2 separate regions of the Homo sapiens genome follow, and region 1 is linked to region 2. A link is an interaction called in ENCODE POLR2A ChIA-PET data of the cell type or tissue named here. Cell type or tissue: MCF 10A. All regions are shown on one strand. Links, peaks and the distances in the headings refer to the core of each region. The heading gives the core; the rest is flanking DNA.

The links. Peaks named below come from ENCODE experiments on the same cell type or tissue, not always from the same donor. Only the 100,000 strongest peaks of a DNase experiment are listed, where the experiment ranks them.
Region 1: POLR2A ChIA-PET joins it to region 2 with 5 read pairs; 1 of 35 experiments calls an interaction of 5 or more read pairs at or near these places.

The regions. Positions count from the first base shown.
Region 1 is chr21:38,470,174-38,485,223 of GRCh38, reverse strand. All of the region lies in intron 1 of ERG (ETS transcription factor ERG), which reads left to right. Among named protein-coding and RNA genes, the nearest start is that of ERG, 21 kb to the left of the region's middle. RefSeq lists a silencer at 8,484-8,778 and an enhancer at 8,484-8,778. In MCF 10A, for the core only: no CTCF peak of the experiment used is centred there; a DNase peak (open chromatin) is centred at 6,303.
Region 2 is chr21:39,076,684-39,091,733 of GRCh38, reverse strand. It overlaps LINC02943 (long intergenic non-protein coding RNA 2943), which reads left to right and starts at 7,201. Exons shown (of 7, transcript XR_001755055.2): 1 at 7,201-8,573; 2 at 9,590-9,680; 3 at 10,795-10,985. In MCF 10A, for the core only: no CTCF peak of the experiment used is centred there; DNase peaks (open chromatin) are centred at 7,903 and 8,843.

The sequences.
Region 1 (15,050 bases), core at 3,960-7,959, 600 kb after region 2:
GACACAAACACATACATTAGCGTAGGTCTACACAGGGTCAGGATCATCAATATCACTGTTTTTCATCTCTACATCTTGTCCCTGTGCCACTGGAAGGTCTGCAGGGACAATAATCTGTGTGGAGCTGTCATCTCCTACGATAACAGTGCCTTATTTTGGAATCCTTCTTGAAGGACCTGCCTGAGGCTGTTTTACAATTAACTTTTTTTTTTTTTGGAAATAGAAAAAGTACACTCTAAAATAATGATGAAAAGTATGGTATAGTAAATATGTAAACCAATAACATAGTCAACTATTATCATTATCAACTATTATGTACTGTACAGAATTGTATGTGCTATACTTTATACAACTGGCAACACAGTAGGTTTGTACACCAGCACCACCAAAAACATGTGAGAAATGCATTGTGCTACAGTGTTACTACAGCTGTATGTCACTAGGCCATAGAGATTTTTCAGCTCCATTATAATCTTATGGTACCCTCGTCCTATCTGCAGTCTGTCATTGTCCAAAACATCATTATGCAACTCCTGAATGTATGCTAATTGCTTTGTTCTCATGCTATTCCTTTGAGGACAGTAGAGAAAACATAAGAGAGTTACAACTGTTATTCCATTTGGTGGCTCAACTGACATGTTAACCAAACTTTCAACAGCTGAACTCAACTGCATTTTTGTGAGCCCAGAAAATCAGTAGTTTTGATAATTTAAAGTTGGAGAAATGAAGGACGTTCATTGTTTCCTCCCATTCTTATGCTTTGGGTGATGCTGTTAAATAAATGAATGTGTTTGTGCAATGGGGAGAGACCACTGTTCTCTGGAGTGGATCTAGAGGTTAAAAAGTCAAGCTATTTTGAACCAACTACTTAGAGTGGCACATTCTTTAGGGGAGGTGAGCAGGGATCTATTGAATTATCATATTGCTGGTTAATCATGATTAAGAATCTATAGAACCCCGACCGGGCGCGGTGGCTCACACATGTAATTGCAGCACTTTGGGAGGTTGAGGCGGGTGGATTGTCTGAGCTCAGGAGTTCACGACCAGCCTGGGCAACACAGTGAAACCCCATCTCTACTAAAATACAAAAAATTAGCCAGGCGTCAAGACCAGTAACTCAAAACGTGTGTTGTTAAAGTTCTATGCCTTAAGTTCTGTGGCTGTTGTCATGTAACCTTTCAGTCATGCTGATGGTGCCTATTAAAAAGCAGGCTATCAGTAAATGTCCATTTCATAAATGAATAAATAACTTCCTGCATGACAAATGCATGAGTGAGTGCATGAATCAGTGATGTGGCTGGCACCCTATATTAAAATCACAAAGAATTGCTGTTTTTTAAAAATTTTTTATTTTTTTGAGACAGAGTCTCACTCTGTCGCCCAGGCTGGAATGCTGTGGTGCAATCTTGGCTCACTGCAACCTCCACCCTCTCCCGGGGTTCAAGAGATTCCCCTGCCTCAGCCTCCCGAGTAGCTGGGACTACAGACGTGTGCCACCATGCCCGGCTATTTTTTGTTTGTTTGTTTGTTTGTATTTTTAGTAGAGACGGGGTTTCACCGTGTTAGCCAGGATGGTCTCAATCTCCTGACCTCGTGATCCACCTGCCTCAGCCTCCCAAAGTGCTGGGATTATAGGCGTGAGCCACCATGCCTGGCCGAGAATTGCTTTTTATATCATGAAAGATGGAGTCCATTTTCCCCAGATGCATATACAATTGTTATATACCACTTATATTAACAAATCCATACTTTTCCAAAAGAGTGGTTTGAACTATGACTTTTTGATTTATTTTTTAAAAGTTTTATTTTATATATTTAAGGTGTACAACATGATGTTTTGATATACATGAAGATGGTGATAAGGTTCTGATAGTGAAGGCAAATTAACATATCCATCATCTTACATGGTTACACATTCTTTTTTTGTGGGGCAAGAGCACCTAAAATCTACTCTTAAAGCAAAAATCCCAAGTACAGCACAGCACGGTATTATTAAGCATATCCCTTATGGTGTACGTTAGATCTCTAGACTTGTTCACCCTGCATATTTGCTACTTTATATTCTTTGACCTACATCTCCCCATTTCCCCATTGAGTCTTTGTTTGTTTGTTTGTTATAGATTTTACATATAAGTGAGATCATGCAGTATTTGTCTTTCTGTGTGTGGCTTATTTCACTTAGCATAACGTCCTCCAGATTCATCCATAATGTGGCAATTGGCAGAATCTCTTTTTGAAAGCTAAATGGGCCGGGCATGGTGGCTACGCTTGTAATCCCAACACTTTGTGAGGCCACGGTAGGTGGATCACTTGAGGCCAGGAGTTCGAGACCAGCCTGGCCAACATGGTGAAAGCCCGTCTCTACTAAAAATTTAATAATTAGTGGGGTGTGGTCGTGGGTGCCTGTAATCCTAGCTATGTGGGAGGCTAAGACAGGAGAATCACTTGAACCTGGGAGGCAGAGGTTGCAGTCAGTCGAGATCATGCCACTGCACTCCAGCCTGGGCAACAGACTGAGATTCCATCTCAAAAAAAAAAAAGGCTAAATGATATTCCGTTGTATATATCCACCACAATTTATTTTATGTATTCATCCATTGATGGACACTTTGGTTCCTTTCATATCTTGGCTATTGTGAGTAATGCTGCAATGAATATGGCACTGCGGGTATCTTTACGAGATAGTGATTACATTTCTTTGGGAAAGTACCCAGAAAAGGGATTGCTGGGTCATATGGTAGGTCTATTTTTAATTTCTTTAGGAACCTCCATACTTTTTTCCACAGTGTCTGCAACATTCCATGTTCCCACCAACAGTCTGCAAGGATTCCCTTTTCTCACATTCTCGCCAACACTTACTATTTCTTGTCTTTTTGACCATAGCCATCTGAACAGGCGTGAGGTGATACCTCATTGTGTCTTTGATTTGCATTTTCCTGATGATTAGTGATATTGGGCACCTTGTCGTATACCCATTGTTCATTATTATGTCTTTTTGGGAAAATGTCTATCCACGTCCTTTCCCTATGTTTGGGAAGGTCAGATGACCGGGGGCTGCCCAGAATCTAATGAGTGCTGCCGAGTACATGATGGTCCCTTCCAGGCCATGGATGGGAATGTTTCACTTGTAAATTAAAAGCAGGAATACAGTTTCCAGGCAACCCATAGCCTGCATTTTGCTACATGACACTTGCCTTGATGAGCAAAACCAAACACCACTTTCATTTTTATTGAGCAGCAACACCTACCAGCATTTATCCAGGATTTGCATTGGGTCATTGAAATATTCAACTTTGACAATCTATTATATAATAAGTCTTTCTGGACATGAACTAGTGACAAGTTGTATTAATGTGCTATGATAGGGACTATTCATTTTTCTTCTTTTGTTACTACAGTCACCTCTTTGAAATGTCAGTGAAACTGTAGCAATCTTTTAAATATGTCTGCTGGTGTCTAGTATATTGATTCACACTGAGGGTTTCTGTATTCATTGGAATCAGGCAAATTACAACACAGTACTTATTATATAAATAACATCTCTAATGGATATGAGATAGCATAACATTTTCAATAATAGCTACGTTTGTTTTTGTATTCAGTTTCAAGATGATCTGCTTTATAATAAAGATTAATTTTAGCAAGTAACTACCAGCTTATCTAAGCCAAATAGTAAAACTGAAAACCCTTCTGTAAATTTAAGATTATCCAGCATATTATTTAACTTAGTGAGCCTTACTGGTTAAAACATTATATATAGGCCAATGAAAATGTAATCTTTCATAAAATCTGAAGTATTCTATTATCTTGATAAGATTTTTAGTGGACTGTTTCTTTAATCATTTAAGAATTCATATCACCATTGTTTCCACAGCGTCCGCATGTAAAGTGCTACTCTGTTTCCTGAATGAATGAATGCATGAATAAATGATGCATATTGAAATCTTTCCCTGAGTAAAGCATGCATTTGGCAATGTATGTGATTAAAAGAAATCTGACTTGGTTCCTCTCCTAGAAGAACTATAATCTAGTTTTTAAGGAGTCAAATAAAAGGAAATGACCTTTATTTGAGAATTAAAATGTTGGAAAAAACTTGATTGGTCATTTAGGAGTTCATTGTTTCTCAACCTAATTATATTTTGGCTCAGTATACTCTTAACTGTTTTTAGGATAATTAAAAGGAACTCCTAAGAGAGCTAGGATGCTGTTGGAGGAGTAAGTATGCATGAAACAATCATAATTTAACTAATTTGCCCACAAATGTTAGCAGGAAAATATACCAAAAATTAGATTTTGTTTTCCATTCGTTATTTTTCTTAATTTCTAACATAATTTTTAAACAAAACTGAGAGATGTTTGTCAAAACACCTCCCAAGTGATGATTTCCATTAGAATATGAACTAGACACTTTTCCTCCAGTGGGATAAGAGCCAGATTTTCCTAATCACAAAAATTAGGGCATGGTCAGGCAAAGGAGTTTACATGAAAAGTTTTGCAAAATTAGTATTACTTTGAAAATTTCAGGCTATTTGGCCACTGCAACCAGGGAGTCACTTAATTCTTGGCATAAACTCCAGCACTTTTGGAAATTGACCTAACTCTATAAGGCAAAAAAAAAAAAAAAAAAAAAAAGGCCATATAGTGCCCTAAAGTGGCAAAATTTTTGTTAAAAACAGCATCCACAAGTACTGTTACCAGTTTCTCAGGATAGCTGTGACAAATTATTACAACCTAGTGGCTTAAAGCAAGAGAAATTTATTCTGTTATAGCTTGGGAGTCCAGAAATCCAAAATCGAGGTGTTGGCTGGGTTGGTCCCTTCTGGAGGCTGTGAGGAAGGATGCATCTGGTGCCTCCTCCAGCTCCGGGGGTTGCCTGCAAGCCCTGTGTTCCTTGGCTTGGACAGTAGTCCTCTCTTATCCGCGATTCCACTTTCCATGGTTTCTGGCAGTTTCATCTGCTGTCTGAAGATATTAGATGGCCATTTCTAGAAATAAATGAATCATACGTCTTAAATTGTTCACCATGCTAAGTAGCATGATGAAGTCTTGTACCATCCTGCCCTGCTCCACCCAGGACATGAATTCCCCTTTTGTCCACCGTATCCATGCTACAGATGCTACCTGCCTGTTAGTCACCGAGTAGCCCTCTTGGTTATGGGATCGACTGTCACGGTATCACAGTGCTTATGTGTAGGTAGCCCTTCTTTTATTCAGTAGTAGCCCCAAGGCACAAGAGGACTGATCCTGGCAATTCCGGGTATGTTAAAGAGAAGCCGTAAAGTGCTTTCTTTCAGTGAAAAGGTGAAAGTTCTGTACTTACAAGGAAAAAGATCATATGCTGTGGTTGCTAAGATGTACAGTAAGAATGAATCTTCTGTCTTTGAAGTTTGAAGAAATAAAAAGAAATCTGTGCTTGTTTTGCCGTTGCACCTCAAACTGCAAAACTGATGACCACAGTGGATAGTAAGTGCTTAGTTAAGATGGAAAAGGTATTGCATTTGTGGATGGAACAGAAAGTGTTCCAGTTAATGGCAGTTGGGTTCAGTCCTGTCTGAGGTTTCAGACATCCCCTGGGGGTCTTGTAGTGTGTCCCCCGTGGATAAGGGGAGACTGCTGTAGATGCATCCCTTCCGTCTCTGCTTTTGTCATCCCACGACCTTCTTCTTTATGTTTCTGTGTGTCCTGCTCAGCCTCTTATGAGGATGCTCTCACTGGATTTAGAACCTACCCTAATCTATGATCTCATTTTAATCATTAATTACATCTGCAAAGATCCTACTTCTAAATAAGGTCATATTCTGAGGTTCCAGGTGGACGTGAATTGTGGGGAGACACTACTTAGCCAGCTACAGGTGGGAAGGAGACCAGGCAGGTCTCAAGGGTGGCAGCTTCACCAACAAACAACGGTTGCCCATTGGAAGAGCCAGGCTCCATTCACTGATATCTCCCAACAGACCAGGTCCTGATGGCAAGATTGTTACACTCATACTTAAGTATAAATCATTTATGTGCAAACAACATTTTGAAAGTGCCAATGCAATTAGTTTTGTTGATGAAAAAATAAAACTTTATAGCATGGATATTAACCATTATATTGTTAAATCCAGCATAATAGTCAAAATAAAATCACTGTAAGGCAAAGTGTTTACTCTGCAACCATTTCAGTTTCACAAGATACTGAGTATGATGTTGTGGTTTTCCTTATCTCATCATTTTACTTGGTAAGTGTCGAGACATGCAAAAGCTTAGGGCAGCCCACACAGTTCGTCAGAAGCACACGTGGGGAGTTTGTTACTTAGGCAGCCAGTCACCCCCATTCTATGTGTCAAGCCTGGACTAATGGATGACAGTGGTGATTACATCCTATGAAAAATGATTCATGTGGCTGTCTTCAGGAAAGTCTTCACGTTGCACCTACACAGTCCTAAGACTGAACTCATAAAACGGCATCCTATACTAATATTATTGTCAAACACTATGATTTCTTTTTGTCTTCTGTCTTTGATATCTGCACCTAAATATTCAGGTGTTACTCATTCTTATGAAATGGGTCAGATTCCAAATAAAAATTGAAGTTCCTCTTATCACTGACCATGAGGGCTCTGCAAGATTGTCTTGGGAAAGAAGATTTACATTAGGAGCTAGGTCATGGATTCTTGTCATGTCTGTGTGTGCCCTTGTCTACGTCCAATGCACACAGGATGAAAAACTGGTCAGCTCACGTGCCCATAGCCCATCTTCACCTCACCTCAAGCTAAGACACCAAGAAACTCCCAGTGTTCCTGGGAGAACCAGGCCAGTGGAATCCTGGGCTTGCATCTAATTTGGCTGCAAAAATGGAGATGGTGCATATCCCTGCAATGTGAGAGTCAGTCCCACTTGCTCTATTTTCACAGTTCCTTCTCTGTACAGTAAGGATTTTCTTAGTCTTACAAAGGCAGGAAAAGGAACAGTTAAGCATGTAAATGCAAACCATGAAAACAAGACCTGTTGCCAGGATATCTTGTCCCAGGGTACAGTAGTACTTCCCATGTAACACACATCCTCTACCATGCCACTCTCCAAAACTGTTATTGGGGCCGGTCTGGAGTCCAGCATGAGTGAGATATGTCATCCTTATAAGTGAGATAGGCTCAGCCTCGTTGTGTGCAAACACGTCTCTGAGGCCTGGAGTATTATGACTTACCTACTGGAAAAAGAGAAACTGGGTTCAAGGGAGAGATAAGATCGAATGTTAGGATGGACTATTTTGATAGCTATCTCAGGTCATCATGAAGATTGCACTAAAACCTTGGGGAGATAAATTTGTTTAGGACATGCTAAATATATGTTTTCCTTTTTTCTTTCTATTTAAAAAAATCTGAGTTGCAGTCACATTAACAGGTCAGTAACATAGAGGTTTGGTTCCCTCATATGACTTTCTGCATGTACTTTACATTTTTTTCTTGTTTAAATGCTAGGCATATTGTGTACCCCACATTGGTTTGTAGCCAGCTCTATGTCATAGGGCCCTTACCCTTTACCTATTTATTGTTAGTATCATGTCCATAAACAAGCCAATGGCTCAGCATGAACTGATGCTAAAGAAAGCTCATGCCTGAGTGATAAATTAAGTGACCTCAGCTATTTCTCTTCAGTGTTGTGAAAGTTATTTTTAACAGTAGGTTTCCTGGTAGATTCTCTAACCACTCGGTATTTCACATGGCCCAACTTGGTTAACTCGACTGGTTACGGCAAATGCTGATAAAGGCAAGATCACAGGTTTGCTCCCCATGAAAACCAATAACTTCTCGGAGATTAAAAAAAAAATCTCCCTTCTGTGACCACAAGCAGCATCACTCATGCAAATGTCGGAAGAGAGGAATTGGGAGTGAGTGAGAGTCTAGCCCAGTGCAAATATTTCTACTGTTGAAAAAAGAAGTCCAGGCGCAGTGACTCACGCCTGTCATCCCAACATTTTGGGAGGCCAAGGTGGGTGGATCGCTTGAGCGAGACCAACCTAGCCAACATGGTGAAACCTTGTCTCTACAAAAAACAGAAAAATTAGTGGGGCATGGTGGCCTTCGCCTGCGGTCCCAGCTACTTGGGAGGTGGAGGTAGGAGGATTACCTGAGCCTGGGGAGGTCAAGGTTGCAGTGAGCCATGAGCGCACCAGTGCAATCCAGCCTGGGCGACAGAGTGAGACTCTGTCTCAAAAAAAAAAAAAAAAAAAAAAAGGAAAGAAAGAAAAGAAAAAAGAATCTCTCAAGCATCAAGTTGTGTTCCTATAGGACACATGGGTTTCTGCATGAAAGCAACTATGTCCAGTCCCCTAAACCTGGTGATTTTATTGGAAATACCTCCAGTTAATTTTTACGCTAATAACCTCAGCCCACTCACACCAAGGCCAAAAGTTACCAGAGTTATGAACAGAGCCATTGCCCACCTTTTCCCCCTAAACGTTGTTGTTGGTGCACATCTGCAGAAAGAGGCCGTTTACGTGGAATTTCAAATCTGGTTGTTTAGTCTACAAGGAGGGGGGAAGGATTCTGTCTCTTTAATGTTTATAACGGTTGGACAGAGCTTGTCGGGTGAAGGTTAATTGCTCTCCAGTTTAAGCAGTTCTGTGCCCAGATGGGTTATCAGGGCTGAACACTCGTTACAAGACTAATCTCATTTCCGACAAGACTTCCCTTTCCTTCAACTGATTTTTGCATGGCCATTGGAGCCGTCATCAGCCGTTAAGAGGAGGGTGGATTACTCTGGGATATTAATGCTGGTATGTGGTGAAACAATGCGGAGTGGTGTTGTATCTCAGGGAACATCTTTAGGAGAACATGTTTCGCTGGTGTTACGAAGAGCCAGGCTCCTAAACCTAAACGTGGAGACAATGGGACCCCTGAAGCGAGGCACTTGGTGAAAGGTGTAGGGGCGATTGCAGCCCGCCTCTCTCTGAGGAGGACCCTGCCCTGATAATACACAGCGACACTTAGGGCTTTGTTTGCTTTTGAAGATTTTTTTTTTTAACGTACTACGTTCAGATTTTCATTCCTAAGGACTACACCTAAGCAGCGAGGAGTTCTGTTTGCTGCTGCCACACGGAGCCCTGTGGCAGGGAGCACCTGTGATGCAGCAACTTCATTTAATTCCTGTGAAACGTCAGGCTTCTCTTTAATTTCAGAGATTTCATAGATGTCATCATGACATATTTGCCTGAAAATAGTAGGCAGATTTTTAAAAATTTAATAACAAGTAGCTTCCTTTCTTTAGTTTGTCTCAAAAAATTCTTCCAAGAAATGGCAGAAAGGCAATGTCTTTTTATCCCTTTGGGATTTGGTGTGTGGAAATTGACTCATTCATTTACTCACTAAGGATTTACTGGGCACCCACTAGGCTCATGGGTGCTGAGGGGCATGAGCAGCAGGACAGCTGGGCTCACTCAGTGCTGTCAATCAGGGGGATGCAGATGGGGGAGACTGACAAATAGATCACAGCTCAACGAAGACAGAGTGTGGCAGGAAGTCAGGAGCCTTAGGAGGGAAGGTAGGGAACATGATAGAGCCAGGTGGCCGGGGGGCGGGACCTCTAGTTTAGAGAACATGATCAGGCAAGGCCTGTCAGACAGAGACCCAAAGAAAAGGTGAGAACAAGGTTTGCAAATGCCTCGGAGGAGTGATGCGGACCAGGGGAATGGCAAAGGCAAGGACCCCAAGGCGGGGACAGGCAGAGGGTGTCTGAGAGCAGCACATCCTCTTATAATCTAGTTTCACAGAGGAGGCTGTCAGAAGAACAGCCCTACCCTAAGGAAGGGTCCATCTGCTTTGATTGTAATCGGGCACAGTCCTGGACACCGAGTCCCTTTCTGTCAGGTGCGAAAAGCTTGGGGAATGCATCTTGGTCATGGGTTGCTACTAAAATGAGCGTGTCATCTTCAGGGGACAGGAATTAAAGGCACAGAGAAAAACTGAAATTATTTAGCTTCCCTTCCCTTCTCCCTTCTTCCCATCTCCCATCCCTTGCCACTGATTATGGTGGGGCTGGCTTTATATATTCTCTAGTTTCTCATATGTTGACTTATTTTTGCAGTCGTTTCAGTTCTAGGCCATTTGGTGCATTATGTTCCGCGTTTATGGGCATGCGCTTTGGAACCAGGCAGCTGGCTTAGAATTCTGGTGCATTAACTGGCAAGATGCTCTAGGCAACTTATTTAATTTTTGGAGTCTCAGTTTTCCTCATCTTTAAAATGGGCATAATGGTAGCTAGTGTGCAGGTTAGATGCATTAATTCACATGTGCATGTCTTTTAGAGCCGCCACGCTGTGATCACGTTATTAAATGTTAGATGTTATCAGGAAGGTCCTATATTGTCTACGATGCTTCACTTTCTTTGATTCATCTGTTTCACTGAGAAAAGTGAGATAAATTATCATTAATCTAGAGACATTTTTGTAGGCTAAAGGCTTCTTATCACAACGTTTTCTCCAAAAAATAACGAACAGACAAAAAAAAAAAAATGGAGCCAAGTCTTTCACCGTATTTGTTTGTTTATACAAGGGCTATATAGTCACCACCTTCCATACAGGTAGGAGTCTCATGACTTTTTGGTGACCCTTTCAGAGCAAGGGTTATTTCTGCCCCACAGGCATCATTTGACTTAGTGAGATTTTCAACACACCCTCAAAGCACATGTTTTTTAGGGCAAAGAGTTGAGGAGAAGAGAGGCAGGGTGAAAGTCTGAGCCTTTGGTGCAGCACCTCTGCTGGCTTCTGAGACTCTGTGTCACCCAGGGGTGGGAGGACAGTTCTCTCCAGGGCACTCATCAGGACCCTGCTGCCTGTGGTCATGAGACAAGGAGATCATGTGTCACAAAGGCACTCAACATGCAGAGGCGGTGTCGCCTGTCACCTGGAGGGGCTGCACGCAATGAACTTCCAGTCTCCATGTGACCTCCCACTTCTTGGCTTTCCTACTGAGGAATTTGCCATTTCCTGTCGAGAAGTCCAGGGTATACAGGAGCAGTAAATGCCGTGGAGAGGGTGGGGGCGGGAGAACCACAGGAAGTCCTCAGATATGACCATTTGGGTTGGTGGAGTCGGGACCAACAATGGGTTTTACCTCTCACAGTTAAACTCCATTGATGATGCACAGTTGACAAGAATTGCCCCTCCAAGATCTCATTGCTGTTTCTGGGAAGTAAACGCTCCTTAAAAGATTTACTTGTGAGTAAACTTCTAACCACTCTTCTTTAGCTGTCTAAGGAAAAAAAAGTCAGTTGGCTCATGTTTTCCAACTTACTTCCTATTATATACACACATACATATACACACACATACACACATATACAACACTTACACACACATACGCTCACACATACACATGCATACATACGCAAACATGTACACATACACATGCATACGTACGCAAACATGTACACATACACACACACACACATATATATATTTATGCCTGTTTAGATCCAAAATCACACACTTTATATAGATAAAACTTAAGTGAACTTTAATATCTGTACCATACATTTAACTTCATTTCACAAAATAGTAATATGTCCAAACCACGTCTTTCAAAAAAAATTTTCCCTCTCTCAATTATTTTCTCTGAGATTACAAAGGATATCTTCTCCTAGGATTTGTAAATGCATCTTAATTTTTGATGCTCCCAGATTTGAGTCAATTTCCCCTACGTGAAGTGAGGATTAAGTTTGAATCATTATTATTTCACCACTCTCTGGTATCTAAAATAATTATTTTTTTCTTATTTAAAATTGTCTTTAAAAAACAGCTTTGTATATATATATATATGTATATATATAATTGAATGCAAGGTCATATTAAGATTTAAAACCATGGGCTCAGTTTCTGAAAGAGCAATGAAAAGCTGGACAAGATAAAGGAAAGAATTCACTAAAGACAGAGGATCCCACGGAAGCTTCGCCTGCCTAGGCAGAGTGTGGGTAATATCCAGATGAGGCTGAAGTGATGTGAGTCAAATTTGGGAATTTATTTGACCTGGCTGAGCTCCTGTGCCCTTTTGACGTGTCTCTAAGCCTTTTTTTTTTTTTTTTTTTTGAGCGCATCCTCCATTTCATTTTGAAGTATGTATTTGTAGACGGTTTTATGCTGTGAAAATGAAAACTTGCTACACCTCAGAACTACGTCTCAGAAGGCAGCGGACTGGTCTTGCAGGTCCCGGAAGTTCTGCCCCGCAGTGCCTGCTGCCTGCCTCATGCCGGGTCTGCAGGCGGGGAGCCGAGGTCAGCCGAGGAGCCAAGCTCAAGGGCCGAGATGGGCTGCAAAACTCATTTCCTCCAGGCCCTGCTGGGGCTCCTTGAAATGGAAAAATAAAAAAGTCAGGCCCAGCATGCACCAAGACAGGGCAGACAAACGACAAGACTGCAGGTCTGAGCTCCAAGCGCACGAATTGCCCACGTGCAGCCATTTTCTGCTTTGAGCGTCATGGAAAAGAGAAACTTAGTAGCTGAGACACGTTTCTTCCCCTTCTCCTGTGATTTGGGAATGCCCTTTTCCAAACGTTCATTTTCTTTTTTCTCCCTCCTGACTCTCAGGGCTTCATGTTCCTTATCGTAGAGTGTAGCTGCCCTGTGGAGGCCTGCGCAATGTGATGAGCTCAGCGGGGGTAACCAATATTGCCACCTCACGTGGGAGCCTCACCACTCTTAGGACGTGTTTTCAGGGGAGAGTTAGAGTTTTAGAAGTTACAAATACCACACTCGCAAGCAAACTTTGGGGACACAACCTCTGTCTTTATCTCTAAACTGGTGATCCTAAAATATGTCCCGTATACTATGTGGAGTGGCATGGAGGAGCAAATGAGACGGTAATTGAAGGGTGTTTATTAAATTATAAAGTGCCCAGCGTATAATCCCGTCATTGACTTTACATAATGGCTAGTGTAACACCCATTGCATAGAGTGCTGGCATGCAGTATTTTCTATGAGTGACTTAAGGTGGCATACAATAATAGTGCACCGTTTCATGCCTTCCTTCCTTCCTTCCTTTCTTTCATTCTTTCTTTCTTTCTTTCTACAATGATTTTACATCTGGTATGTGCCAGGAGTTGTTCTAGGTTCTGGGAAAACAGTCTCTGCCCTCCTGGGTTTTACATTCTGGTGTATCTTTTGTTTCAGGTAATACTCAAATCAACAAATGCCCGCATTCAGGCTCATCATACACGCTATACGATCAAATGAAGCAGCATATGGAATAGAGATCAACAGGGGAGGGGGAAGCTTTTGGAGGGAGGATCCAGTGATCTCATAAAGATCTTGTCTGAGCCTGTTAGTTCTGAGGTGTGTTTTGGACATTGAAAAACCTGAAAGTAATTAACCTTCCCAATCTAAACCGTATTTTCCACAAATAGGTTTGTTGGATACTAGTATTTTCACGTGTAATTAGAAAAGGAATTACTTTCCATTATTAACAAATAGATGTGACTTTGACTCATGTTCATTTTTTTTGGCCACAAATTCTCAGACTTTTGATCTTAATGGTCAAGTGCAGGTAAGAGGAAATGAAACAAAATTAAGCAATGATTTGAATACATTTTCTCCCTTGTAGAAGACTAATTATAGTTTGGTCATTGAGTAATTTTCTCAGCTGCTTAGGATCTTTAATTAGGTTTGATATTCACTATGAATGTGTGGCAGGGTTTCTTGGGAAAGTAGAGACGGGATAAAACATAAATGATTTATGTAACTGGATATGTCCCAGAGTGAATGAGACTTTGGTCTCAAGAACTGTTCCAGTGGTTTGTCGTTCTTTGATGAGCTCCGTAAGTGTTGCTCTTCTCAACAGAAGGTTGAATTTTAGGTGAACAGCCTTTCCTGATTGTGTAGATCTGGACCACAGTTTGAAGGTGCCCCTCCCTCTCCCTCTGATTGCCAGAGAACCCCTGCATTATCACAGCAACCCAAGTCACCCCACGTATTCCCAAACACCCATCTGCTCAGGACAGAAGAGGCATTGCCTCTAGTTGAGAACCAAGAAGTGGTCATTTCCTTAAAAGCTTTGTCTTGTCTTATTTTAATATTTAAATCAAATGACAGAACTGTTTATCTATTTTTATCACTAAACTCCATAGTCCAATTTTCGTCTTCATACAAATTAACATGTTTTTACAAAATCTCTAATCTTATGCACTGCTCACTGGCAACCTCTGTGGTGAACTAAACCGTAATGAATAATAGGCCAGAGAGCCAATGCAGCCTAGGTTGCCTAGAGGACAGAGAAACCCAGTGGCAATTTCTGCAGCTTTGCCAACAGCCCTGAGTCACCTCGACCCTCCCCTGGCTCCTGGTCCAGTCTGATGAAACAGTTTACAAGATGTCTTCCAGGTTAGCTTTTCTTGTTAGTATCTGCTTTCAACTCAAAATGCACACACTCAATTAAATCTTCTACTTCTGTATGACAATGTTAATAGACTCTTGGAAAAAATAAATGAAACAGAATTTAATGGTGCCAAAGTTGATTATACTTTTAGTTTTCCATGGTCGGAAAGCTGGGTCAATTTTATTTGGTTCCTGGTCCAGGACTTCGCCTGTGAAGCAGTTTGACAAATGTAATTATAAAATGTAAATATGGAAGAAAAGAGATACCAGTGCAGAGTGAACTAGACTTTACTCATTTCTGTGGCCCCTCTGCTATCCACTGTGTAGATGGTCAATATGTATTTGGTAAGGTAAATGCAATTATGACAGAAAAAGCAGCACATGGAATCTTTACAAGTAAATAATTTTTACTAGCTTAACAGAAGTATTTTGAAAAGAGAAAAATCTTACGACTTAGCTTGGCAGATTAGACAAAGCTAGGATCAGCATATAAGATCCCTGATATTCCTTTCTTTCTGCCGTTTATTCATCACCTTCCCCCAAATGAGTTAGGTCATCTTTTTGAACTTTAATTCAATTAACTCCAGATAATTATAACAATAATAATAATAATAATAATAATAGAAAACACTCATAGAGTGCTTATTATATGCTAGACATTGTATTAAGTGTTTTGCTTAATACAATTGGGACAGAGAAGACAGGTT
Region 2 (15,050 bases), core at 5,844-9,843:
TTCTTACTGGCAATACTAACTATGAGACATAGAAATTAAAAAATCAAAATTGAACCTTCAGAGTAATCAGAGTAATCAGGGTAGTTGCTCATTCATGAAATCACTCAACTGACACTTAGGAGCCAGCCAAATGCCAGGGAACTGCCCTGCCTTCCCCACGACGGGGCTGGGAGGAGGAGGAGGAGGAGCAGAGTGGGGAGAGGTCAGTGTCCAGGGGCTGGGCCTGAGAGAGGAGAGGGGACAGGGGAGTGTGACCATCTGAGTTGGGCTGTTCTTGAATTCATGAATCAACTTCATAAAAAAGGCGGGGTGCAGAGAGTGTTGTGCTGAGTACAGGAAGTTCTAGAATCCAGGGGGCTTGGTCCTGTCTTTGTCTCTAATTAGTGCTAAGACCTTGGGCACAACATTGTCATGTGTGGCCTTTAACTGAGCACTTACTTGGTGATAGCCATGCTTGTGCATTGGGTCCATTGCCTCATTTTGTCTTCCTCACAGCCCGGGAGGCCAGATGTGTTACCGCTGTTTTGCAGGGACGAAGCTGATGTAGAGAGCACAGACATTTCTGCAGCGACATGATCTCGGCTCACTGCAGCCTCCACCCTCCTGGGTTCAAGCAATTCTCCTGCCTCAGCCTCCCGAGTAGCTGGGACTACAGGCGCCCGCCACGACGCCCGCCTAATTTTTGTATTTTTAGTGGAGATGGGGTTTCACCATGTTGGCTAGGCTGGACTCGAACTCCTGACCTCAGGTGATCCGCCCACCTCAGCCTCCCAAAGTGCTGGGATTACAGGCGTGAGCCACTGCACCCTGCCAAACACAGATGTTTTTGAGCCTGAGATTTTCTCATAAAATGGAGAGATTCTTCCTTTACTTATTTTGCTGGTGTGTTTTGAGGATCAAATTAGCTACTCTGGGTAAAAATACTGAAAAACAGCCTATTTCAATATTGAATATGGGCAGTGTTGTTCTTATTAAAGGGAACTAAATCTAGTTCCTGTTGTAAGTGAATGCATCTTTTCTTCATAGAAACGTATCTTTCCCCTCCCAGGTTGCTGATGGAAGGTGCACCTTCTGGAGGTTTTCTTGCCCCCGGATGTCCACTGAGAACCCCAACTGTGGCTTTGGGGGCTCCTCCTTCCTCTTACCCTCAACCTGGGACTAAACAGCCCTGAGACAATGCAAGAGACGTGCAAAGCCCTCTGTTCTAGGCCCAAGGGCAGCAAAACAGTGAGCATCACCGGCTCTGGACTGCCCGCTCAGAGGGAGCACTTCCCAGTCTTTGAAGGCCTCTGTGTCCAGGGGCTGCCACCTAGAACCAGGGGCCCTAGTGCCAGCTGTGGCCTGAGATAGGCCAGGTTGGATCCTGGCTCTGACATTTACCGTATATGTGAGTTTGGATGGGCCACTTAACCTTTTATAGTTTTATTTTCCTCATTTGCAAAAAGGGAATAATAATAAAACAACAACTTCCTTTTTTTTTTAGAGATGGGGTCCTGTTTTGTTGCCCAGGCTACTGGAGTGCAGTGGCACAATCACAGCTCACTGCAGCCTCAAACTCATGGGCTCAAGTGATCCTCCCACCTCAGCCTCTTGAGTAGCTGGGACTACAGGCATGTGTCATCACATCTGGCTACTTTTTAATTTTTTCAGAGATTGGGTCTCACTATGTAGTCCAGGCTGGTCTCAAACTCCTGTAGTCTCAAACTGGGACTACAGGTGTGAGCCACCATGCAGGGCCTAAACACAACTTAGAAAATTGCCATGAGGATCAGATAAAATCACATACAGCAAGTACCTAGTGTATGACTCTGTGAGGGCCACCTAACAAAATACCACGGACTGGTGGCTTAAGCAATAGACATTTGTTTCCTCCCAGTTCTGGAGGCTGGAGTCCAGGATCAAGGTGTGGGCAGGGTTGATTCCTCCTGAGGCCTCTCTCCTTGGCTTGTAGAAGGCCTCTTCTCCCTGAATCCTCACAGGGTTGTCCCTCTGTGTGTGTCTGTGTCCTAATCCCCTCTTCTTATAAGGACATCAGTCTTATTAGATTAGGGCCACCCAAATCCACCTGCTGAATGAGTTCCCTGGGCCTGCTGTAACAAACCACCACAACCTGGGTGACTTCGAACAGGGGTCCCCAACCCCGGGCCATGGACCAGTATGGACAAGAGGCGAGTGTGGGCGAGTGACCATTACCGCCTGAGCTCCACCTCCTGTCAGAACAGTGGCGGCGTTAGATTCTTATAGGAGGTTGCGCCTTATTATGAATTGTGAGGGATCTAGGCGGTACGCTCCTTATGAGAATCTAATGCCTGATGATCTGTCACTGTCTCCCATCACCCTCAGATGGGACTGTCTAGTTGCAGGAAAACAGGCTCAGGTCTCCCACTGATTCTTCATTCTTGTGAGTTGTGTAATGATTTCATTACATATTACAGTGTAATAATAATAGAAATAAAGTGCACAATACGCATCATGCCCTTGAGTCATCCTGAAACCATCCCCCCCGTGTGTGGAAAAATTGCCTCCTGCAAAACTGGTCCCTCGTGCCAAAAAGGTTGAGGACCGCTGGCTTAGAACACAGAAATTTGCTCCCTCACAGTTCCGAAGGCCAAAGTCAAGGTGTGGGCAGGGTGGCCCCTGCTGGCAGCTGCATGGGAACATGTATTCCAGGCTTCCCTCCTGTTCCTCATGACCTCCATCCTTGGCCTTCCTTGTATGGAACCAGCATCACTCCAGTCTCTGCCTCTGTCTTCACACGGCCTTGTTTGCAGGATCTCCTTTTCTGTCTCCTATGAGGACACGAGTCATTGGATTTAGGGCCCGCCCTCATCCAGGATGATCTCATCTAGAGATCTTTACCTTCACCCTTTTTCCGTTTAGAAAATAAAGTGCAGCTCACTGCCAGTACTCATTTTTTACATAAACATGCTCTTTGAGGCTGAAGCAAATCTGATGGATTTTCAATGTGAAAATAAAATACAAAAACTGTTCTTGGAGTTATTTCTGCACAGAACTAACATCAGAATCGTCTAAATCATCAGAATCATCTGTTTCGGAAGAATCGGATTCATCAAATGAATCTCTGGCCAATAACTGTTTTCAAGAACAATGTTAACATCACGTGCAGGAATGCGACGTTTTCTAGGATTTGACATTTTCAGCACTCGAGAATTACTATAGTTTTGTAAATGGAAATACCACTACTAAAACCAGAATGCTATAAATGGAATGATGTGTTTTGTTTCCAAAGTCAATACACTAGAGCGATTTGAAAATAATAATAAAAGCAAGGTATTTTGCAGCAAAGTTATCTTGGGGTAAATGCTGCTGGGGAGTATTCTTGGGCAAGTGGGAAAAGGGTTAATGATATCTACAAAGACCCTTATTCCAGTCAAGTCACATTTGGAGGTTCTGGGTGGACATATCTTCTGGGAGGGGGCACCATCCAACTCACGACACCCAGGTAGCTCCTACAAATGCTGACGTCAGGCTGCACCGAGGTCAATTACATTACAGTCCCTGGGGCTGGGATCCTGGCATGGGGCGTGTTTGAAGTTCTGGGTGATGCCCGAGAGCAGCCTGGAGTGCAGAAGTGAAAGGAGCCTTTGTATTTTCAGTTGCCTTTAAATGTCCGAAGAACCCATCCTGATACAGGCTCAGAGGAGACCCTCTTGGGGGAGGGGCTCAGTGTGATTTGTGCCCAGCCTTCCAGTCTTGTCTGGTTCTAATCGGATTGTGGTGGGGTGTGTGTGTCCTTTTCTGTAAATGAAGCACATGAGCGAGCAGTCGTGGCCACACCATGCCCCGGCTTCAGTGTAATGTGTTATTTCTGGCTTTCCTACACCGAGACAGCCTTGGCTTCAGCGAGGCGCTGTTTGTTGCAGCCGGGCAGGGCCGCTTTGTAATCTGAATCTCTGGTGGTCCCACGAAGGTCTGGAACAAAGCGCTTCTTCAGTCCTCGATGTATTCACAGTTTTCTCATAAGAAACCATGAAGTCAGTTTTGTTGGAGTTGTCAGCTGGGTTTCCAACAGAGTGCTTTTGATCCACAAAAGGGTTATTCAGTGCTCCCTTCAGTCTTAATTAGCTGTAGACCCTCCGGATGGCCGGCCCGGTGGGCCTGGAGTGCCCTTTGTCTGGTTTCTATCCAGCCCGCAGGCTGCGCCCTCCTCGGCGATGCCCGCTGGCAGCAGACCCCCGGCGGCAGCTCTGTCCCTGCTGCCCCGGCTCAGACCCCAGCTGGCTCCTCGTGGGGTTGAATCAGAGAGAATTTGAGCCTCAGACGTCAACTTGGGGATCAGCTTCCCAGAGTGCTGTCTCAAGCTGTTGGTCCTGGATCCGGTTCACTTTTAAGGAAGGGGGTGAGAGCCTGGCTGGAGCCCTGCACGGGGAGGGGCTGGCCCTGCCTAGAGACAGGACATGAGTGTCTGAGAGCACTGACCTGGCACCAGCATGAACTCTATTTTGGGCTTTGCCTTGCCCAGCTGTGGGGCCTAGGGCAACCTCTTGTCTGCCTGACTGTCCCCACCTGCAAGGTCATTATGACAGCAGTACCTATGTCGGGGCCAGTTGCATGGGATGTAGTTAGCTCCAGGGCCAGGAAAGGCTTCTCATCATTGTAACCGCATTGCAGCCGTGACTGTCTCTGAGAATCATGTTTAGTTTAAGAAGCACAGTTTGATCATTGAAGATCAATGTAAAGGAAATCCCATCATTTATTTGCACTTCTGGAAGTATATTAAAGGGGATCCAACTTATCCCCAGCACCCCTTCTCATTTCATTTCTCCTTCTTCCGGCATTCCAATTTTCCCACACTCTCTGACTGCGTCCTTCTGACCTCCTTTCCAATGCCTCCCTCCAGCCATGACTGAAGCTCTTCTTCTCTTCTCTTCGCAGTTCTCCTTGATCTCCAAACTCAAATGCCCCCCAACATAGGGTAGGAGCAGCGTCCTCCTGGGAGGGTGCAGGAAGGGCAGAAATCCGGGGTGCAGAGCCAGATCCCTCCAGAGTGGGCCAGCAGAGGGCAGTGGCTGAGGTCAGCTGTAGGTTAACAGTTATTTTGATATTAATAATACGTAGTGATTAATTTGAACATAGGTCTGTTGAAGCCAAATCCAAGGTCCTTCTCCCCGCTATTTTTTTTTTTTTTTTCTGAGACGGAGTCTTGCTCTGTTGTCCAGGCTGGAGTGCAGTGGCCTGATCTCGGCTCACTGCAACCTCTGTCTCCCTGGTTCAAGTGATTCTCCTGCCTCAGCCTCCTGAGTAGCTGGGAATTACATGTGTGCACCGCCATGCCCGGCTAATTTTTGTATTTTTAGTACAGACAGGGTTTCACCATGTTGGCCAGGCTGGTCTCAAATTCCTGACCTCAAGTGATCCACCCGCCTTGGCCTCCCAAAGTGTCGGGATTACAGGCATGAGCCACCATGCCTGGCCCCCTTCTCCCTGCTAAACAGCAGGTTGGAAGGGCCTGTACCTTAGAGGCAGGTTAACTGTAAGGCATGGTTTTCAGGGGGTGCTACTGCCTTCTTGTTTTTGTAAAGGATCCAAAGCTCACTCCTAGGCTGCTGGACAGACGCCCAGTTGATCTGGAACCATTCTAAGGGTGTGGGCAGATCCAGAGACATTCATCTGCAGCAGTGGCTGTGTGGTTTCTTGCTTTTGTGATTGACCTCTATGCTGCCATCCAACACTTACTGAGCACCTTCATGATCAAAACTCTCTGGGGTGCTGAGTAATTTGACGGAATGAAAATAAGACAATAAATATTGACCCTGCCCTGATCGGACTATCACTTTTATTGGGGAAATAAGACAAAGGTTCAAGAGAGCCCCAAAGTGCCAAATTCTCACTGAAGGCAACGGCTTCTTCACCTTTGGAGAGCAGGTAGATCAGCCAGAGCTGGAAAGGGCTGGGGAAGTTTCCTGGATGAGGGGTGCTTGAGCTGGTCTGGGAAGGGTGAGGGAAGAGTGGAATAGGACTGGAAAGGGGTGGCAAGGGCTTGGAGGGCTCCGTGTGTTATCTGTAAATGAGTAGGACTGGAACAGAAATGCAAATGTTCAAGCCAACTTAAAGGGGACCCCCGGCTTTGTTCAGAGCCATCACTAGAATGAACAGTTCATGTTCATATAGGAGCAGAGGGGTATTTGTTCTGTACTTTAAGCTAGTAGAGAAAGCACACCCCACATTGGACATTGCACTCCTGGGACTCTGAGGCAAAATGCATAAGGCATGGGGCAATTCTTTTGCAGCGGTAGAGCAAGATAGATGAAACTGGAGCTGTGAGAAGTTAGCCAAACTGAGGGCAAGGCCTGCTCTCTCCCCATACAGCAGCCTTTCCTGCAAATACAGGTGCCTAAGGAGCTGTATTCTGGCCCCTGGGAGAAGGAGACAGCAGGCAGCTCCTTCTGGCCCAGATGGGGTGTCCTGGGCAGTCAGTGGTGAGGAAAACTCATTCACTTCTCTTAGAAGCCAGGGAGAGCCCCCGTGCTGACTCAGCACCAAGTACCACACTCTAAGCTGTGACCAGGACAAGTGCATGGCCTTGGGAAGCTCACAGTCTAACTCCAGTGGCTCTCACCTGGAGGGTGGGGCCTCATCCCGAGTTTCTGACTCAGGAGGTCTGGGGTGGGACCCAAGAATGTGCCTAACAAGCTCCCAGGTGACACAGGAGCTGCTTGTCTGGGGACTCCACTTTGAAAATCACTCATCCAAAGTAGGATCTCAAACTTTAGATGCCTGAGAATCACCTGGCCTGGTTTCTGGAGATGCTGATTCATAGACTGGGGTAAATGTAAAGGCGTGGATTTTGACAAGTGTCTGGAGATTCTGATGCCCATCAGTACTCGAGAACCACGGGCATATGGGGGTGCTTGTTGAATGGCAGCTGCCCAGAGTGGGAAGCTGGCTTCTGTAGCTGTGGGACAGGGTCTAGAACCTGTATTTTTTTTTTTTTTTTTTTTTGAGATGGAGTCTCACTCTGTTGCCCAGGCTAGAGTGCAGTGGCGTGATCTCAGCTCACTGCAAGCTCCGCCTCCCGGGTTCACGCCATTCTCCTGCCTCAGCCTCCTGAGTAGCTGGGACTACAGGTGCCCGCCACTGTGTCCGGCTAATTTTTTGTATTTTTAGTAGAGACGGGGTTTCACTGTGTTAGCCAGGATGGTCTCGATCTCCTGACCTTGTGATCCGCCTGCCTCGGCCTCCCAAAGTGCTGGGATTACAGCCATTAGAACCTGTATCTTTAGCAGGCACCCCAGGTGACACTTGTGCTGAGCATGTTAGAGACACTGGCCAGAAGGTGGAGGGAAGGTGGGAGTGGCAGCTCCTCCTTCACTGTGGAGGAAATGTCTGTTCTCTCTTTGTGAAGCCCTGATTACCTCCCACCTCCCACAGCCAGGTCTGGCCACACAGCAGTACAGCCACTAGCGTGGGCCCAGTAAGTGCCCGGCTTGGCAGTAAATGGACCCAGTAAGTGGGTCCGTCATGTTGTACTTGGCACCCAGCAAGCTGCCCACATCATTTGGTATTCTCAACTGTGGAAATACCCAGAAGATGTTAGGAAAATGTTGACCTTGCTCAAACTCAACAGGGCTGGGTCCTGAACTTCACCTGAACGTCACAGGGTGTCCCTGCCCACCAACATTCAGCTGCTGTTGACTCTTTTTTGCTTAGAGACTCGGTGAGTCTCTGTGGTGTTTTGTATCCTTACCTCCAATCTCCCAAGAAAGTAGAGATGCTATCCAAGGGCTGATGATATGCAGGTGGTCATTCAAAGATGTGCACCTGAATTCTCACTCATCTTGCACCAATAAGGTTTATGCAACCTGCTGCAGTGAGTCACGCCACTCCCACCCCTGCCCCACCCCCACAAGCCCAGGAGATATAGAGAGGCTAAACACCAGAGCTTGCAAAACAGAGTGCAGTTTAAACAGGATCTTGCATCCTAAACAAAAATGTTCCAGCTCCACCCCATGTAATTTTGTGACGAGTAGTTTAGGGAGATTCCCTTCAAAGAAGTTCCAGAAACTGGAGGGAAATTTGAGAGGTCAGAAGACGGGGGAAGAGGACGAAGGGCTGTTTTTGCCGGAAAGTTCTTTTGCAGGGCAATCATGACTGTAAAACAGAGAGGAAGGATAATTCAGTCTCATGCAGCAGGCGTGGAGCCCGTGAGCCCTCTTTGTCCTACATTGAACCAAGGGGTGGGGTGGGGACTCAGGTGCCAACCCGGCTCGCACACACACTGGTGGGCTCTGTTTTTGAATCCATAAAAATGGGAGGAAAGTGTCCTTTCTACTCCCTGCACGGGGAGATGGGAGGAAAGTGTCCTTTCTACTCCCTGCACGGGGGAGATGGGAGGAAAGTGTCCTTTCTACTCCCTGCACGGGGAGATGGGAGGAAAGTGTCCTTTCTACTCCCTGCACGGGGAGATGAGAGGACTGGCGTGGATGAAGCTGGCTTCCCCGGCATCACCAGGCCACCATCCAGGCCAGCCCAGTGACGGGCCAGGAGCCAGAACCTTCCCTCTCCAGGCGTTGGATTTTATTGGGAGACCCAGCTGGAGGAGCAGGAGGACTGTAAGTGCAGCAGCGGGTCGGAAAATGGAAATGGCTTACTACCTTTGGCATGCATTTTTGCAGATATTCTGGGGAAAGTGGACTGTCCCGCCTTGTGACCACTAGTTATTGTTTACCTTTGCATGGCTTGTCATAGCACTGGGACAATGGGGGCGCAGCGCTTCAAGCTTGTGAGAAGCCAAGGGACTCCCAGGCCAATAAGCAAGTGCATACTTGTCCTAATGATCGTCGTCACAGGGTGTCCCATGCACCTAAGTTCATACCAGGGGGCTGGACAGGGGTGTGGAAGGCGGGGCCGGAGGGACGGGGGAGGGGTGGGGAGGCCAGCACAGAGCGCATGCGCAGTATATGCCCGCACCTGGAGCGGCAGCCCAGCCAGGTGCCGGGACTTGGCGTCAGAAGACAGCTGTGAGGCTTTTCTCTGCCACCGGCAGGTGGGTTCAATGACTCTGAACAAAGCATTACATTCCTTTGCGTCTCAGTTTCTTTATTTAAGAAATGACAACATACTCAGCTTGCCAGCCTAGCAGTTGTGGGGTTCTAGTGCAGTGGCTTGCGTACCGTCCGTAAACTGTTATGTGAGAATAAAACATTTATCATCATCCATTTCTGCTCCACAAAACGCTTTGAGTCAGTTTAGTTATTATAAAGTGTGAATGTGGTGAAGATGCTGATGGATGACTGAGGAGCAGCCATCTCCCCGCAGCCTCTCTCGGAGTCTGCACCCACTTGGCCCACAGCCTTGGTTAGGGGTCTCCTGTGTGTGTCAGCCCCGTGAGCTGAGTTTTTGATGAGGGTAGGGGTTCCTTCCTCTTTGGGTGCCATGACCTCTATGGACCCCTTATTAGGAGAATGCTTTTAAATGTATAAAAGAAAACACTCTGGGTTACAAAGGAAATCAATTACACTGATACATAGTTACCCAAATATTTTTTTTTAATTTGTGCTCTTTAAAAAAAATTAATTTTTTCATAGATCCATCAACAGTCCTGATAACTACTCTCATTTCCATGTAGTGATGGGCATGAACGCTATCCTGAGATTCCTGGAACAGATGTAGTGTCATATGAAAGTAGCTGTGATTTCTAACTGGTGACCAAGTACCAGGTACTGTTTTTGCTTCTGTGGCTTGTTGTGTACATTCACGATGGAAGGAAGTGCTAATGTTCAGCTAGAGATTAGTGAAAAAAAAGTCATAGTTTCTCTATGCAAGTTCCAGACTGCTGGAATTCTGTCCACAGACAGGACACTTTGGGGGTCTGTGATTAGACCCCTCGAATGAGAGCTTCCCTACCAGGAATGTCTGCCTGGCACCTGTGCTCTTCTCCTTCTCCCCCTCCTTCTTCTCCTTCTCCTTCTTCTCCTTCTCTTCCTCCTTCTTCTCCTTCTCCTTCTTCTCCTTCTCCTCCTCCTTCTCCTTCTCCTCCTCCTTTTCCTCCTTCTCCTTCTCATCCTCCTTCTTTTTTTTTTTTTTTTTCCTGAGATGGGATCTTGCTCTGTCACCAGGCTGGAGTGCAGTGGCGCAATCTCAGCTCACAGCAACCTCCGTCTCCCAGATTCAAGCGATTCTCCTGCCTTGGCCTCCCGAGTAGCCGAGACTACAGGCACGCGCCACCATGCCCAGCTAATTTTTCTATTTTTAGTAGAGATGGGGTTTCACCATGTTGGCCAGGATGGTCTCGATCTCTTGACATCGTGATCTGCCTGCCTTGGCCTCCCAAAGTGCTGGGATTATAGACGTGAGCCACCGCACTTGGCCCTCCTTCTTATGGAGGGGGAAGGAGAGTGAGGGCTGGTGCTGAGGGGCGGAGACCTCGCCCTGACCTTCAGCAGGACATGGAGCCCTGGGGTTTTTGATGTTCTTAGCTGGTGACTTAGAAGGATGCCACCCCTTTTGACTTGGGGAAAAATTGAACACCTCAAAAAAAGGAAGACATAGAGACCCAAACCACAGAGCTCCCAGCAGGATAAATGGACAGGGATTGAGAGGGGAGCCTCTCAACTGAGTGGGGCGCCACCCTCACCAGACCCCGTTTTCCTAATCACACACGGGCTGGTGATGATGTCTGCCTAGGATTCTGGGGCTCAGATATTTTGCTGTAACAGGCTGGTGACTAAAATTGCTTTTTATAATGTTATTTATTTTTAAAATAAACCTTAGGGGATCTCTTTGTAAGTGTTGTAAAATAAAGACGGTATTCTCTGGGCTGATGTTTCACAGGATTTGTTGCCATTTATAACCCCCTGGGTGCTATCAGATGTGCTGAATGCTGGAAGAATCAATACTCTAATCTTTGGTTCCAGAGAATCTGACTCAGGTTCATGAAAAATCGGAACTTTCTCTGGTGCGAGCTTTGCTTATAACTTTGGCATAGGGGACCAGGAAAGTCTCACGGATGCAAAGAGACATCGGTTGGTACCTATTACTTTTTCACATTTTAAAATTGATTTTTAATTGGAATTTAATTGTTCCATTTAGAATTAATGTTATGCCCTGGCCTCTTCAGGAAATAGATGAACATCCCATTGCTCCCCACAGGGAAAGCCATTGCTGGCTGGCCTCTGCCCTGCTCGCTCTCCCTGGCAGCACGGTGGAGCCACAGGATAGAGCTGCCAGGGGCTCCCAGAGCCCTGAGAGCTGCTCCTGAAGGGTGCTTTAGCCAGCGGCTTCAATCTCCCTGGCTGTAACTGACAGCAAGAAGCCCATGTTCTATTACATGTGTGCATATACATATGTGTAAAACCAAAAACAATTTAACAAAATATGTATATACATACGTACATATGTATATATGTGTGGATGTGTGTATATACATATGTAGATATGTATATATGTGTGAATGTATATATATATACATACGTACATATGTGTATATGTGTGAATGTATGATATATACATTGCGTATACATATATATAATAGGAAAGGTTTATCTGAATAATACTCCTTTTTTTCCACCTTTTTCTTTGTTGTTTTGAGATAGAGTCTCACTATATTGGCCAGGCTGGTCTTGACCTCCTGTTCTCATCAAATCCTCCCACCTTGGCCTCTCAAAATGCTGGGATTACAGGCATGAGCCGCCGCGCCCGACCAGTACTTACTCTTACCATACACTATGCACACTGCACGCTGACATTGTTGATTCTAGTCTTCGTAAGTGCGCCTGTATCCTTATGTAGATGACATAAGCAGGTATACACATGTGCGTATTACTGAAAAGGTTCAACAATACAGTATTTCCCCCAGATGTGCTATGCACTCTGACCTGTTCTAGTTTCATGTTTGTCCATTGCCGGCTGCGGCCATTGGAATGGATTTCGTAACTTGTTCGTGGGTTGCGACTCTGCAAAGACTGCAGCTTGAGAACAGGATCTTGCAGGCGTGTGGGCGGGAAGGGGTGAAGCCTGTGACGCAGCCAAGTGTTTCTTGGAGGCTCTTGCAGGGGTGGGGTTGGGGCGCCGCTTCTAGTGGCTTCCGCATTTGGGTGCCCCACTTGTGCTTTTTCGCCTTTTCTCCTGTCCCTGACCTCTGCCTGCCTCCATTTCCTCCAGACTTTATTTTTTCTTTTAATTGAATCCATAGCCCCACGTGGCACTTATGAGCCATCTCTGTGGTGTTTCTGCACCTTCTTCTGTTTAGCCGCAAGAGAGTGGCCAGGTGGGAAGGCCAACTGACTTACTAATAGCTCGTGGCTCTGTGTGACCACTACAGATGGCGTGTCTCATTCCATCCCACAGCCATCCTATGAAACTGGTACTATTCTAACCGGGTTTTACAGTTGAGGAAACTCAGCCTCCTCTAAGAAATGACATGCACCAGGTCCCTCAGCTAAAGGGGGAAAGAGCGGCCTTCAAACCCAGACCTGCCAGGCCCCAAGACCTGAGTTTTCCGTCTCTGTGCTGTCCTGCCTCTCATTTGCCTCTTCTGGAGACAAGGTTATTTGTTTGTTTTTGTTTTTTGAGAGAGGGTCTCACTGTGTTCTGTTGCCCAGGCTGGAGTGCAGTGGTGCAGTCATGGCTCACTGCAGGCTTGACCTCCTGGGCTCAAGCGATCCTCCCTCCTTAGCCTCCTGAGTAGCTGCTGGTACCACAGGTTCACCCCATCATGTCCAGCTAAGTTTTTAAGTTTTTGTAGAGATGGGATCTCGGTACATTGCCCAGGCTGGTCTTTAACTCCTGGGCTCAAGCAATCTGCCCGTTTTGGCCCCACAAAGTTCTGGGATTATAGGCCTGAGTCACTGTGCCTGGCTGAGACCATAGTTTAAACAAAGAGTTCTGATAATTTTCTTTCCTAATATCCTCTTCTTAATGGGAAGCAGCTCCTTAGAATTCAGCTGTCAACTTTGCCCAAGTTTGGGAACATTTCAAGATGTCTTGGGTGTGAAATTGATTTTGTTCTGCTTTTTAGAAATACCAGGAGTAAGAAAAGTTGCCGTCAGTGTTTCTTTGTTTGTTTGTTTGCTTGCTATTTCCTCATTTCCTCACCTGTTCTCTGTGTACCTGTTTATGGTGGGGGTGCCTGTTGATATTTGACTGGTGGGAGGGAGGTGTGTAAGCATACTGGTGAGGTTTAGGTACTTCTGAGGAGCAAAGAACTGCGCAGCCATGGGGTAGGATGCCCTGTGTAGGTAGTGAGCTCCCCATTACTAGAGGTATCCAAGCCAACTTGCCAAAGAAAACCTCCAGGAATGCATCATTTTAAATACCAAGGATTTAGTATAGTGCCTGCACACAGTAAAGGCTCAGTAAATGCTTGTTGGGTGAATGAGCTTTTGAGCATGAGCGACCCTTTCTCCCCTGATAAATCTCAGAAAGGGTGAATGTTTGAAAGGACACCAAGAGATTGGTCAAGGTACTCATCAAACTTTTATTCTCAAAAACCACCTGAAAGATGGTAGCCTAACTCTTAAACATCAACAGAGAGCACAATGCTGCTCTTCATAGCAGAAGCACATCCCAAGATTTCACATATTTCATAATCAGTTTTAAAGGCAGTTCCTCAACTCTTCTGCCACAGGCTAAGTCCGTCTCCCTTGCTCATCCTCACTGGCAATAGAAAGCTAGGTTGGAGGAGGTGCCTCTCCTGTGAAACGGGGCACTTGGAAGAGGCTGCATCCACTTGGGCTTGTCCTAGAGCTGGGGTTGGCAAACCACGGCCTGAGGGCCAAATCTGGCCCTTTGTCTGTTTTTGTGAATAAATTTTATTGAAGAACAATAAACTTTTTATGGATTGTCTGTGGTTGCTTCATGCTACAAAGGCAGAGTTGAGTAGTTGCATCAGAGACCACCTGGCTTGCAAAGCCTAAAATATTTACTATCTGCTTATTTACAGGAAAAGTTTGCTTTCCTTGACCTCTAAAAAGATTCAGAATAAAGGCTGGAAAAATGAGAGGATATCATGATGAAGATGCAATTCCATTCCTGGGTATATATCCAAGAGAGCTGAAAACAGCACTCAAGAAATAGTTCCACACAAATGTTTGTAGCAGCATTATTCACGATAGCTAAAAAGTGGAAGCAACTCAGATGTCCGTTATTGGAGGCATGGTTAAACAAAATGTAGTCTTTTCATATATTGGACCATTATTCAGCCATAAAAAAGAATGGAGGACTGACACGCGTTACAACCTGGATGAATCTCGAAAATATTATGCTAAGTCGAAGAAGGCAGATACAAAAGGTCACATGTTGTACGATTCCATTTATATAAAATGCCCAGAATAGGGGCATTCAAAGAGACAAAAAGCAGATTAGTGGTTGTCAAGGGTCAGGGTGGGAGATGGGGGAGGGAGAATGGGGAATCGCTGCTTAATGGGTATGAGACTTTCTTTTGGGGTGCTGGAATGTTCTGGAACTAGATGGAGGTGGTGGTTGCACAACATTGTGAATATACTGAATGCCACTGAATTGTTCCTTTTAAAATGATTAATTTTATATTATGTGAATTTCATTTTAATTAAAAAGAATAATGGGGGTGCTAAGTGGTATGATGACATCCCAGAGTGTCACCTACAGCCTGGGAGTCCTTGATGCACCAGCCACTTGTGACCCCCCATCCCCACATTTATGCTGTATCTGTGCATAATGCATTTATGATGGTTCTAAGCCCCTTATGGGAACACTGTGTACATTTCCACCTCAGAGTATATTTCCATGAAGGAGGCAGGCAGAGTCTTATTATCCCTCTTTGGAATTTCTCCATCAGGTATGCCCCATCTGCTGCTGGTAAACTTCCCCATTCCAACCTTCATGGTGCTGGATTCCTGCACCTGCAGTAGTTCTTAGGTAAAAGACTTGTTTGCACAACATGTCTGCATTAGGATGTGCATACATTTCTTGGCAGAGTGGGGTTGGGTGTAAGCAGGCAGGGGAGTCAGAGAACAGAATGGAAATGCATTAACAAAGAGGGTCTTGTTATGGGGTTCTGAAAAGGACAGGATGGTGATGGCTTTGGGGAATGAGAAAAAGTCATCTCTCTT